Linked DNA regions of Homo sapiens: region 2 is linked to region 1. Evidence: read pairs that join two places in POLR2A ChIA-PET (ENCODE). Cell type or tissue: HepG2. All regions are shown on one strand. Links, peaks and the distances in the headings refer to the core of each region. The heading gives the core; the rest is flanking DNA. Region 1 has its middle 43 kb from the start of GOLPH3. Region 2 overlaps GOLPH3 (golgi phosphoprotein 3).

Region 1 (5,375 bases), core at 220-5,219:
TGGCAGAGCTTGCAGTGAGCCGAGATTGCATCACTGCACTCCAGCCTGGGCGACAGAGTGAGACTTGTCTCAAAAAATAAAAAATAAAAAAAAATTAGGGGCCGCGCGCAATGGCTCTCGTCTGTAATCCCAGCACCTTGGGAGGCTGAGGCGGGTGGATAACCTGAAGTCAGGAGTTTGAGATCAGCCTGGCCAACATGGTGAAACCCCGTCTCTACTAAAAATATAAAAAGATTAGCCGGGCGTGGTGGTGGGTGTCTTTAATCCCAGCTACTCCGGAGGCTGAAGCAGGAGAATTGCTTGAACCCAGGAGACGGAGGTTGCAGTGAGCCAATATGGTGCCACTGCACTCCAGCCTGGGTGACAGAGTGAGACTCTGTCTCAAAAAAAAAAAAAAAAAATTAGCCAGGCGTGGTGGTGCGTGCCTTCCTGCAGTCCCAGCTACTCAGTTGCAGTGAGCCAGGATTGCACCACTGCACTCCAGCCTGGGCAACACAGCGAGACTCCACTTCCAAAAAAAAAAAATATATATATATATATATATATTAGATTCCCAACATTTAACCATTTTGAACCAATACGACACTGCCAACATTTGACCACTCTTTACTACAAAAATGACATTTTCATGTGGTTCAAATTAAACATATGAATTTGAGGTGGGACTGGGATATTGTTTACACCACATCTCTTTATCTTGCTTTTCTCAGTCTGCATTGTCTCATGGAAATTGCTCTGAATTGAGGTGGAGTTCTAATACATTTATTTATTTATTTATTTATTTTTATTTTTATTTATTTTTTTGCTCTGGCACCCAGGCTGGATTGCAGTGGTACAATCAGGGCTCACTGCAGCCTCAACTTCCCAGGCTCCAGCGATCCTCCTACCTCAGCCTCCTGAATAGCTGGGACTACAGGCGCGCACCAGCACGCCTGGCTCGTTTTAGTATTTTTGGTAGAGACAGGGTTTCACCATGTTGCCCAGGCTGGTCTTGAACTCCTGAGGTCAAGCAATAGCCCCCTCCTCGGCCTCCCAAAGGGCTGGGATCACAGGCGTGAGCCCCCGCGCCCAGCCTCTAGTGCATTTTTCCATAGCTTCTCAAAGGGCACGTGCAGGGAATTGTGACAGTCTTGTCTCAAGCCCATTCCTCACTAATGCTTTCAGCTCCCTCCTACCTCAACAGAAACTGCCTGATTTCTCCCCAGTCCTGCCTGTGCCTCCCCTTTACGAAGGGGAATAATTTTTAGATTCGCAAAGCCTGGGGGCCATGTCTAAATTGCCCTTCCTATTTCTACCAGGGAATCGAGTTTCATCCTGTCTTGGGGCTTCTGGGTATGGGGCTGATTTTCCAGAACTCTTGAAGATTTGACCCACACCGCCCCTTGCCTCACAGGAAATGGCAAAACTAACTAGATGATTATGTGATTCAATCCTTAATGTGGAGTTTTTATAAAATTAAAAAAAAAAAACCCACACAGTGCCTTGAATATACAGAGCACCTCTCCATTCATCTCAGTTCAAGAAGTCCTGCCAAGCCTTTGAAGTACAGTAACATTCTCAAATGTGCACCCCCCGCCCAAAATCGTTCACACTGCAGAACACTATTCAGGAAAGAAATGTTTCGTGATTTTTTTAAAAAAAATGAGTGAAAAGCCAAGAAATTAAACAGCCTCTGTTTATGGCAGGTGGTAAGAAAAATGTAACGTAACACATACCCTTCCCTGCCTTTTGCATAACCAGTTTGATGCATAGTTCTACTGTGCGAGCAGATTCAAAACTTGCTGGTTTTCTTCGTAATAACATAGCACATGCCAGGGAATAAGGGCTCAGTGTGTTCTAGGCACAAGGAGAACTTATTCTGGACTGACTCAAGCAGAAAGAAGCCAAATTGTCAAGACAAAGAGCAGCTTAGACGCGTGAATTCCAGCGCGACAGCCATGGCTGCTCTGTTCAGAGATGTAGTTCTGTGGTTAGGCCCCAACGGCTCGCCTTTTTGGGTATTCCTCTACTTAAATCAGGTGGTTGAAGGTATTCGTGGCTCTCAGAAAGGACAGGCTGGGGAGAGAGAAGTTGTCCCGCAGCTGCAAGTTTCTTTGAGGCCTCTCTTTCCATTTTGGCTGCTGGCCAAATACTCATTTTAACTAGGGACCTACTGTAGGACACAGAAGTGATTGCCCCGGCGTGGTAGCCCTGCTGTCTACTTTTCACTCAGTAAATACATGCTGAAGAAGCTAATTCAGGAGGTTGAATTTAAACCATTAGGTTCGAGATTTGTTATATTATTATAAAAAATCATCTTTAATATTTGTGGATAGAGCCATCACCAGAGATAAAAAGGGCAGTTTGGGCTGGGCATGGTGGCTCATGCCTGTAATTCCAGCACTTTGAGAGGCCGAGTGGGGAGGATTGACGAAGGCCAGGAGTTCGAGACCAGCCTAGGCAACATAGCGGGACCCCCATCGCTACAAAAACAAAAACAAAATTAGCTGGGTGTGGTGGTGCAGGCCTGTAGTCCCAGCTACTCCGGGAACTGTGAGGTGGGAGGACTGCTTGAGTCCAGGAGATCGAGGCTGCAGTGCACAGAGATCGCACCACTGCACTCCAGCCTGGGGGACAAAGCAAAACCCTGTCTCCCAAAATAAAAACCAATAAAAAATAGATAAAAGGGCAGTTTTATTAATAAAGAGGATAGGAAAGAAACTCCTCCCGAGCCCTGCGGATCTAACCGAGCACTGTCAAGGGAGGCTGTGTCTCCTGCTCCTCTCTCCGCACCAGTCCAGGCTCCATGGCCCCATGGCCCACCATTCTCCCGCAGTCCCACCTGTTCCGGGGGAAGTCTCGGCCTCCTTCTCCCCACACCCAGGCCCTATACCTGTGCCCCCCACCCTCCCAATCCCCCCCTCCATTATCCCTCAGGAACCTTTTGCTTTCTATTATGTTCTGTCTCCCAGTCCTTTGGTCTCTACAGACCCCGCCCGTTCAATGTGCCCTGGTCTAGCCTATCTCAAAACAAAATGAATGCCTGGATCCTACCTTCCTCTTCAAGCTACACTCCCCACCCCTATTCCCTGTCTTTATCAGCCTGACAGACTTATTATTTATTTATTTATTTATTTATTTTAAGAATAATCTAGCCAGATGCAGTGCCTCATGCCTGTAATCCCAGCACTTTGGGAGGCTGAGGCTGGTGGATCACTTGAGGTCCGGAGTTCGAGACCAGCCTGGCCAACATGGTGAAACCCTGTCTCCACTAAAAATACAAAATTAGCCAGGTTTAGTGGTGCATGCCTGTAATCTCAGCTACGTGGGAGGCTGAGGCAGGAGAATTGCTTGAACCTAGTGGGTGGAGGTTACAGTGAGCCAAGATTGCGTCACTGCACTCAAGCCTGGGCAATGAGAGTGAAACTCCATCTCAAAAAATAATAATAATAATATTTTTATGTGTTTATTTTTAGAGATGGGGTCTTGCTATGTTGCCCAGGCTGTACTTGAACTCTTGGGCTCAAGGGATCTTCCCAGCCTCCTGAGTAGGTGGGACTACAGACACGCACCATTGCGCCTGGCCAGCCAAACTCCTTAAAGCAGTGGTCCCCAACCTTTCTGGCACCACAGACTGATTTCTCAGAAGACAATATTTCCACAGACCAAGGAGGAGCAGGGGTTGGGTTGGATGGTTTCAGGATGAAACTGTTCCACCTCAGATCATCAGAGAATCATTAGTTAAGATTCTCATAAGGAGCGTGCAACCTAGATCCCTCGCATGCACAGTTGACAATAGGGTTCCCGCTCCTAAGAGAATCTAATGCTGCTGCTGATCCGACAGGAGGCGGAGCTCAGGCAGTAATGCTCCATCACCCTCCCCTCACCTCCTGCTGTGCAGCCCAGTCCCTAATAGGCCACGGGCTGGGGGTGCCTTAAACAGTCACCTTCATTTGGGTTTTCACTGCCCCATGTCACACTCACTTGTCAGTCCACTCCAGGCCACCAAACCCAAAGGACAGTGTTCAGGACAAGTTCTCAGCTTTTCTGTCAATTAGAACTGAGTGTGACAAACCAGGAAGAAGAGAATAGACACGGGAAGGCTCCTGTCAACGTCTGTCAGACCCAGCTTGGCTCCCTCTGTGGCCAGCTCTGTGGGCCACTGCCTTCTTGAACGCCTCTCTTCTCCTGATCTCCATGATCTTGTACTTCCTGGTTTCCTTTCCGTCCCTTTGGCTGCTCCTTCTCGGCCTCCCTGGGAGAATGGTCTTTCTCCTGCCCTCCGTCGGTCTCTGTTCACTCTTTATTTATTTTTTTTTTTTTGAGACAGAGTTTCGCTCTTGTTGCCCAGGCTGTAGTGCAGTGGTGCCATCTCAGGTCACCGCAACCTTTGCCCCCCAGGTTCAAGTGATTCTCTTGCCTCAGCCTCCCAAGTAGCTGGGATTACAGGGATGCGCCACCACACCCAGCTAATTTTGTATTTTTAGTAGAGACAGGGTTTCTCCATGTTGGTCAGGCTGGTCTTGAACTCCCCCCAACCTCAGGTGATCCACCTGCCTCAGCCTCCCAAAGTGCTGGGATTACAGGCGTGAGCCACCCCGCCTGGCTGTGTTCACTCTTAACCCTCTTCCTGGGGGAGGTGGCCTTCATTACCTCGTGTGCACAAATGACCTCTAAATTCTTACCTCCTGCCTATACACAGATGACCAACAAATCTCATCTCCTGCTTCGACCCATATCACAAGACTCAAATGTCTAAAAGCACTGCAAACTCAACACATCCAAAATTAAACTCATTTTATTCTCTCCAAACTGGCTTCTCCTTCAGAACTCTGTGTCTTATAAAATGTGTGTGCCGTTTGCTCAGTTGTCTAAACTAGAGATCTGGGAACTATTCTAGATGTCTTGTTTCCCCTCACTCCCTAGCCCTAATTGACCCCCAAGGTCCACTGAGTCCACCTGCTGCCTGTCTTGAGTCCTTCCACTTCTCTCCATCCCACTGTCACCACCCTGCGCCCTGCCGTCCTGTGCTGTCACCTGGACTCCTCTATCAACTTCTCTGATTGCATCCTTCCTGTTTCTCTCCAATCTGAGCCCCACTTTGCAGCCAGAATCTTTCTAAAATGCCAACCAGATCATGCCACTTACATACAATTCTTTAAGGCCTCTAGTTGCCCTTAGGATAAATGTGACTCCTCAGCCCCTCAGGTCCCAGCCTAATAGGACCCTTCATCACTAGGCCCCTGCCTGCTTCCACATAAGAAAAGCAATGATTAGAAAAAGCTTGAGAAAGGAACCCAAGGATAGAAGCTATGGTGCATTGTTCAGCATCAGTTTTCAGGGAAGTGAAGGGGGTCTCATGGTAAAGCAATGTAATCAGACCTTGGCTTTGACCT
Region 2 (5,375 bases), core at 239-5,238, 77 kb after region 1:
CACTGGATCTTACAAATTCAGAAAGATTCTAGACTTCATTTGCAGCTTTTATTTATTTATTTATTTTTAATTTTATTTTATTATTATTATTTTTTATTGATCATTCTTGGGTGTTTCTCGCAGAGGGGGATTTGGCAGGGTCACAGGACAATAGTGGAGGGAAGGTCAGCAGATAAACAAGTGAACAAAGGTCTCTGGTTTTCCTAGGCAGAGGACCCTGCGGCCTTCCGCAGTGTTTGTGTCCCTGGGTACTTGAGATTAGGGAGTGGTGATGACTCTTAAGGAGCATGCTGCCTTCAAGCATCTGTTTAACAAAGCACATCTTGCACCGCCCTTAATCCATTCAACCCTGAGTGGATACAGCACATGTTTCAGAGAGCACAGGGTTGGGTTTAAGGTCACCGATCAACAGGATCCCAAGGCAGAAGAATTTTTCTTAGTGTAGAACAAAATGAAAAGTCTCCCATGTCTACCTCTTTCTACACAGACACGGCAACCATCCGATTTCTCAATCTTTTCCCCACCTTTCCCCACTTTCTATTCCACAAAACCGCCCTTGTCATCATGGCCCGTTCTCAGTGAGCTGTTGGGTACACCTCCCAGACGGGGTGGTGGCCGGGCAGAGGGGCTCCTCACTTCCCAGTAGGCGCGGCCGGGCAGAGGCGCCCCTCACCTCCCGGACGGGGCGGCTGGCCGGGCGGGGGGCTGACCCCCCCCACCTCCCTCCTGGACGGGGCAGCTGGCCGGACAGAGGGGCTCCTCACTTCCCAGTAGGGGCGGCCGGGCAGAGGCGCCCCTCACCTCCCGGACGGGGCGGCTGGCCAGGCGGGGGGCTGATCCCCCCACCTCCCTCCCGGACGGGGCGGCTGGCCGGGCTTGGGGGCTGACCCCCCCACCTCCCTCCCGGACGGGGCGGCTGGCCGGGCAGGGGGCTGACCCCCCCACCTCCCTCCCGGACAGGGCGGCTGGCCGGGCAGAGTGGCTCCTCACTTCCCAGTAGGGGCGGCCGGGCAGAGGCGCCCCTCACCTCCCGGACGGGGCGGCTGGCTGGGTGGGGGGCTGACCCCCCCACCTCCCTCCCGGACGAGGTGGCTGCCGGGCGGAGACGCTCCTCACTTCCCGGACGGGGTGGCTGCTGGGCGGAGGGGCTCCTCACTTCTCAGACGGGGCGGCTGCCGGGCGGAGGGGCTCCTCACTTCTCAGACGGGGCGGTTGCCAGGCAGAGGGTCTCCTCATTTCTCAGACGGGGCGTCCGGGCAGAGATGCTCCTCACATCCCGGACGGGGCGGCAGGGCAGAGGTGCTCCCCGCATCTCAGACGATGGGCGGCCGGGCAGAGACGCTCCTCACTTCCCAGATGTGATGGCGGCCGGGAAGAGGCGCTCCTCACTTCCTAGATGGGATGGCGGCCGGGCAGAGACGCTCCTCACTTTCCAGACTGGGCAGCCAGGCAGAGGGGCTCCTCACATCCCAGACGATGGGCAGCCAGGCGGAGACGCTCCTCACTTCCCAGACGGGGTGGCGGCCGGGCAGAGGCTGCAGTCTCGGCACTTTGGGAGGCCAAGGCAGGCTGCTGGGAGGTGGAGGTTGTAGCGAGCCGAGATCACGCCACTGCGCTCCAGCCTGGGCACCATTTTGAGCACTGAGTGAACGAGACTCCGTCTGCAATCCCGGCACCTCGGGAGGCCGAGGCTGGCGGATCACTCGCGGTTAGGAGCTGGAGACCAGCCCGGCCAACACAGCGAATCCCCGTCTCCACCAAAAAAATACGAAAACCAGTCAGGCGTGGCGGCGCGCGCCTGCAATCGCAGGCACTCGGCTAGCTGAGGCAGGAGAATCAGGCAGGGAGGTTGCAGTGAGCCGAGATGGCAGCAGTACCGTCCAGCTTTGGCTCGGCATCAGAGGGAGACCGTGGAAAGAGAGGGAGAGGAGGGAGACCGTGGGGAGAGGGAGAGGGAGAGGGAGAGTCATTTGCAGCTTTTAAAAGCCATAATTTTGAAAGACTTGACATTAAAAACTCAGAAGTGTTATTGTGCAATTTACGCATAGGCTATTGATCTTTTCATCAGATTATGAATACTTTTCAGATACCTGTCTGTTGAAGGTCTGTGTAGGTGCTTCTCTTAATAGAGGTAATATTGGCTAGTTTTTAGAAATTTAACTTCAACCTCAATCTCAAATATTTAATACTGTTTTTCTTCCAGTTTGTTGTTGTGTTTCTTGAGCATGGTGTTTCAAAACTAGTTTTTTTCCTAAATCAGTGTCCTAATGAATCTAAAAGTTTTAGATCAGAGCGGAATGCATCTTGATTAATAAGCTATAGAGAATAATAGTTCTGTAGGAAAGAACACCATTCATGTATCTTTTTTTTTTTTTTTTTTGAGACTGAGTCTTGCTCTGTCACCCAGGCTGGAGTGCAGTGGCGTGATCTCGGCTCACTGCAACCTCTGCTTCCCTGGTTCAAGTGATTTACGTGCCTCAGCCTCCCAAGTAGCTGGTACTACAGGCGTGTGCTGCCACACCCAGCTAATTTTTGTATGTTTTGTAGAGATGGGGTTTTGCTATGTTGCCTGGGCTGCTCTCGAACTCCTGGGCTCAAGTGATCCGCTCGCCTTGGGCCTCCCAAAGTGCAAGGATTACAGGCGTGAGCTATCATGCCCAGCCCACTGTTTTCTAGTATACAGAGTTGCGGTAAAGTCTGGTGCCCTTCTGATTTTCTTTTCCTTTTTTTTTTTTTTTTTGGAGACAGAGTCTCACTCCATTGCCTGGGCAGGAGGGTGGTTGGTATGATCTTGGTTCACTGCAACCTCTGCTTTCCAAGTAGCTGGGACTACATAGGTATATGCCACCATGTCTGGCTAATTTTTTTTTTTTTTTTCTGAGACTGAGTGTCACTCTATCACCCAGGCTGGAGTGCAGTTGGTGCCATCTCAGCTCACTGTAACCTCCGCCTCCCTATCAGCCTCAAGCGATTCTCCTGCCTCAGCCTCCCTAGTAGCTGGGACTACAGGCATGCACCACCACACCCGGCTAATTTTTTTTTTTTTTATATGTTTAGTAGAGATGGGGTTTCACCATATTGGTCAGGCTGGTATTGAACTCCTGACCCCAAATGATCCACCTGCCTCCCAAAGTGCTGGGATTATAGGCGTAAGCCACTGTGCCCAGCCTCCTGGCTAATTTTTTTTGTTGTTTTATTTTTGTTAGAGATAAGGTCTTACTTTATTGCCCAGGCTGGTCTTGAACGCTTGGGTTCAAGTGATCCTCGTGCCTTGTCCTCCCAAAGAGCTGGGATTACAGACGTGAGCCACTGTGCCGGGCCTCCTTCTGTTTTTTCAATCTTATTTTTTTTTTTTCCTCTAGAAGCATTTGGGATCTTCTGTTATCCTTGTTGGTTTTCTGAAATTGTACGATATGCCTTAATGTGGGTCATTTTAAATTCATTATGCATTAATTTTTTCAGTCTAGAAATGTGTATATTTTGGTTTTGAAAACTTGTATTTCTGATATCTTTTGCCCTCTTTTTCTAGAACTCTGTAAATTGGATACGGACTTCTTGGCTACTCTTAAAGAGTTGTCTTCTAACCTTTCTGTTGAGATTTTATTGTGACTCTCCTGTTTTTGATTTCCATGAGCTTCCTTTTTAAAAATCGTAGTTTGTTTTATGGATGTAATACCTTCTTTTAGATTTCTGAGGGTATCACACCTCTTTTGAAAATTTCCTTTATCTGTATTATATCTGTTTCTTCAGAGTTCTTATTTTCTCTTTTTGATCTCTTCTGTGTTGGAAGCTTTCTTTCACGTTATCCGTGATTGTCTGTTTATATTTAGGAATGGTTCCCGTCCCCCCAAAAAAAGAAGCTAAATAAAAATGATATGTTTGGATAGAACATATTTATTTGTGAACCACACTTACTACTGAATTTTTGAAAGGAATTTAGAACTAACTCGAGTCATTGAAAAGTTGTAAGCAGAAGCAGTGGAATGCCATGGTAAGATTTGTCTGTTAGAAAGATCAGTGAGGAGAATGGATTGAAAAGGCTAAAACTTGTTTAGGGAAATTAGTTAAGAGGCTTAAATTAATCCAAGTGAAAAACAGCCAGATTAGGCAGACTAGAATATAGTTGTTCCTCAGTATCTGTGGGCGATTGGTTCTAGGACTCCCCTCAAATATCAAAATCTGGATGCTCAAGTTTCTTATATAAAATGTTGTAGTGTTTGCATATAACCTATGCACATCCTCTTCTATACTTTATGTCACCCCCAGATTACTTACAATACCTAATACAATGTAAATGCTGTATAAACAATTGTTATACTGCATTTTAAAATTTGTATTATTTTTCCTGGATATTTTTGATCCTCAATTGGTTGAATCTATAGATATGGAAGGCCGACTATATTGGCAAGATGATGGAGAAAAGTGAAACATTTCAGAAAGATTTAGAGGACAGAACTTCATAAGAAAAAGTGATTCACTATACCCAGGCTCTGGTGTCCCTGACATAAGATCCGTTGCAAACGGATGTGCGTGGGCGAGCTTTGAGGCCAAATTGCAATAAATATAAAGAATGAGTGGGACGTAAGAAGTGGTGGCAATGGCCACCATATTTAGATGTAACTTTTTCTCCTGAGGCTCTGCTTTCTTTATTTTCTTGTGCTCTCTCACCCTTCACTGAAAGCATGGTCTAGAATAGCACTGTTTGATGGAACTTTGATGATGAAAATGATCTGTATGTTCAATATGGTAGCTACTAGCTACATACATCTATGAGCCAGACACTTAAGCACTTGAAGTTTGGCTACTGCACATTGACACATGGTGTTAGTAAAAACATACACTGGATACACTGGATTTTTGGTCTTAGTATGGAAAAATATATTAAGTACCTCAATTTAAAAATACTTATTACATGTTAATATTTTGGTTGTATTTGGTTAAATCAAAATATTAAAATTAATTTTGCCTTTTTTTCTTTTAAAATATAACTACTAGAAAATTTAAGAGCGGGGAGGGATAGCATTAGGAGATATACCTAATGCTAAATGACGAGTTAATGGGTGCAGCACACCAACATGGCTCATGTATATATACGTAACAAACCTGCACGTTGTACACATGTACCCTAAAACTTAAAGTATAATAATAATAAAATAAAATAAAATTGAAGAATAGATTTGTGACTTGTACTGTGGTTTTTATATTTCTGCTGGTCATGATGTCACAGAGATAGATACTGTATGTATATATTTTTAATTTTTTATAAGATTGACAAAGTAAAGGACACTTTGAGGACAAGTTTAAGAGAGGACTCTCAGCATTTTAAAAGTGATGTTAAATTGGTGGGGCACGATGGCTCATGCTTGCAATCCCAG

The links. Peaks named below come from ENCODE experiments on the same cell type or tissue, not always from the same donor. Only the 100,000 strongest peaks of a DNase experiment are listed, where the experiment ranks them.
Region 2: POLR2A ChIA-PET joins it to region 1 with 6 read pairs; 3 of 35 experiments call an interaction of 5 or more read pairs at or near these places.

What each region holds. Positions count from the first base shown.
Region 1 is chr5:32,214,749-32,220,123 of GRCh38, reverse strand. No RefSeq gene overlaps it. Among named protein-coding and RNA genes, the nearest start is that of GOLPH3, 43 kb to the right of the region's middle. In HepG2, for the core only: no CTCF peak of the experiment used is centred there; a DNase peak (open chromatin) is centred at 2,143.
Region 2 is chr5:32,138,168-32,143,542 of GRCh38, reverse strand. All of the region lies in intron 2 of GOLPH3 (golgi phosphoprotein 3), which reads left to right. Among named protein-coding and RNA genes, the nearest start is that of GOLPH3, 33 kb to the left of the region's middle. In HepG2, for the core only: no CTCF peak of the experiment used is centred there; no DNase peak of the experiment used is centred there.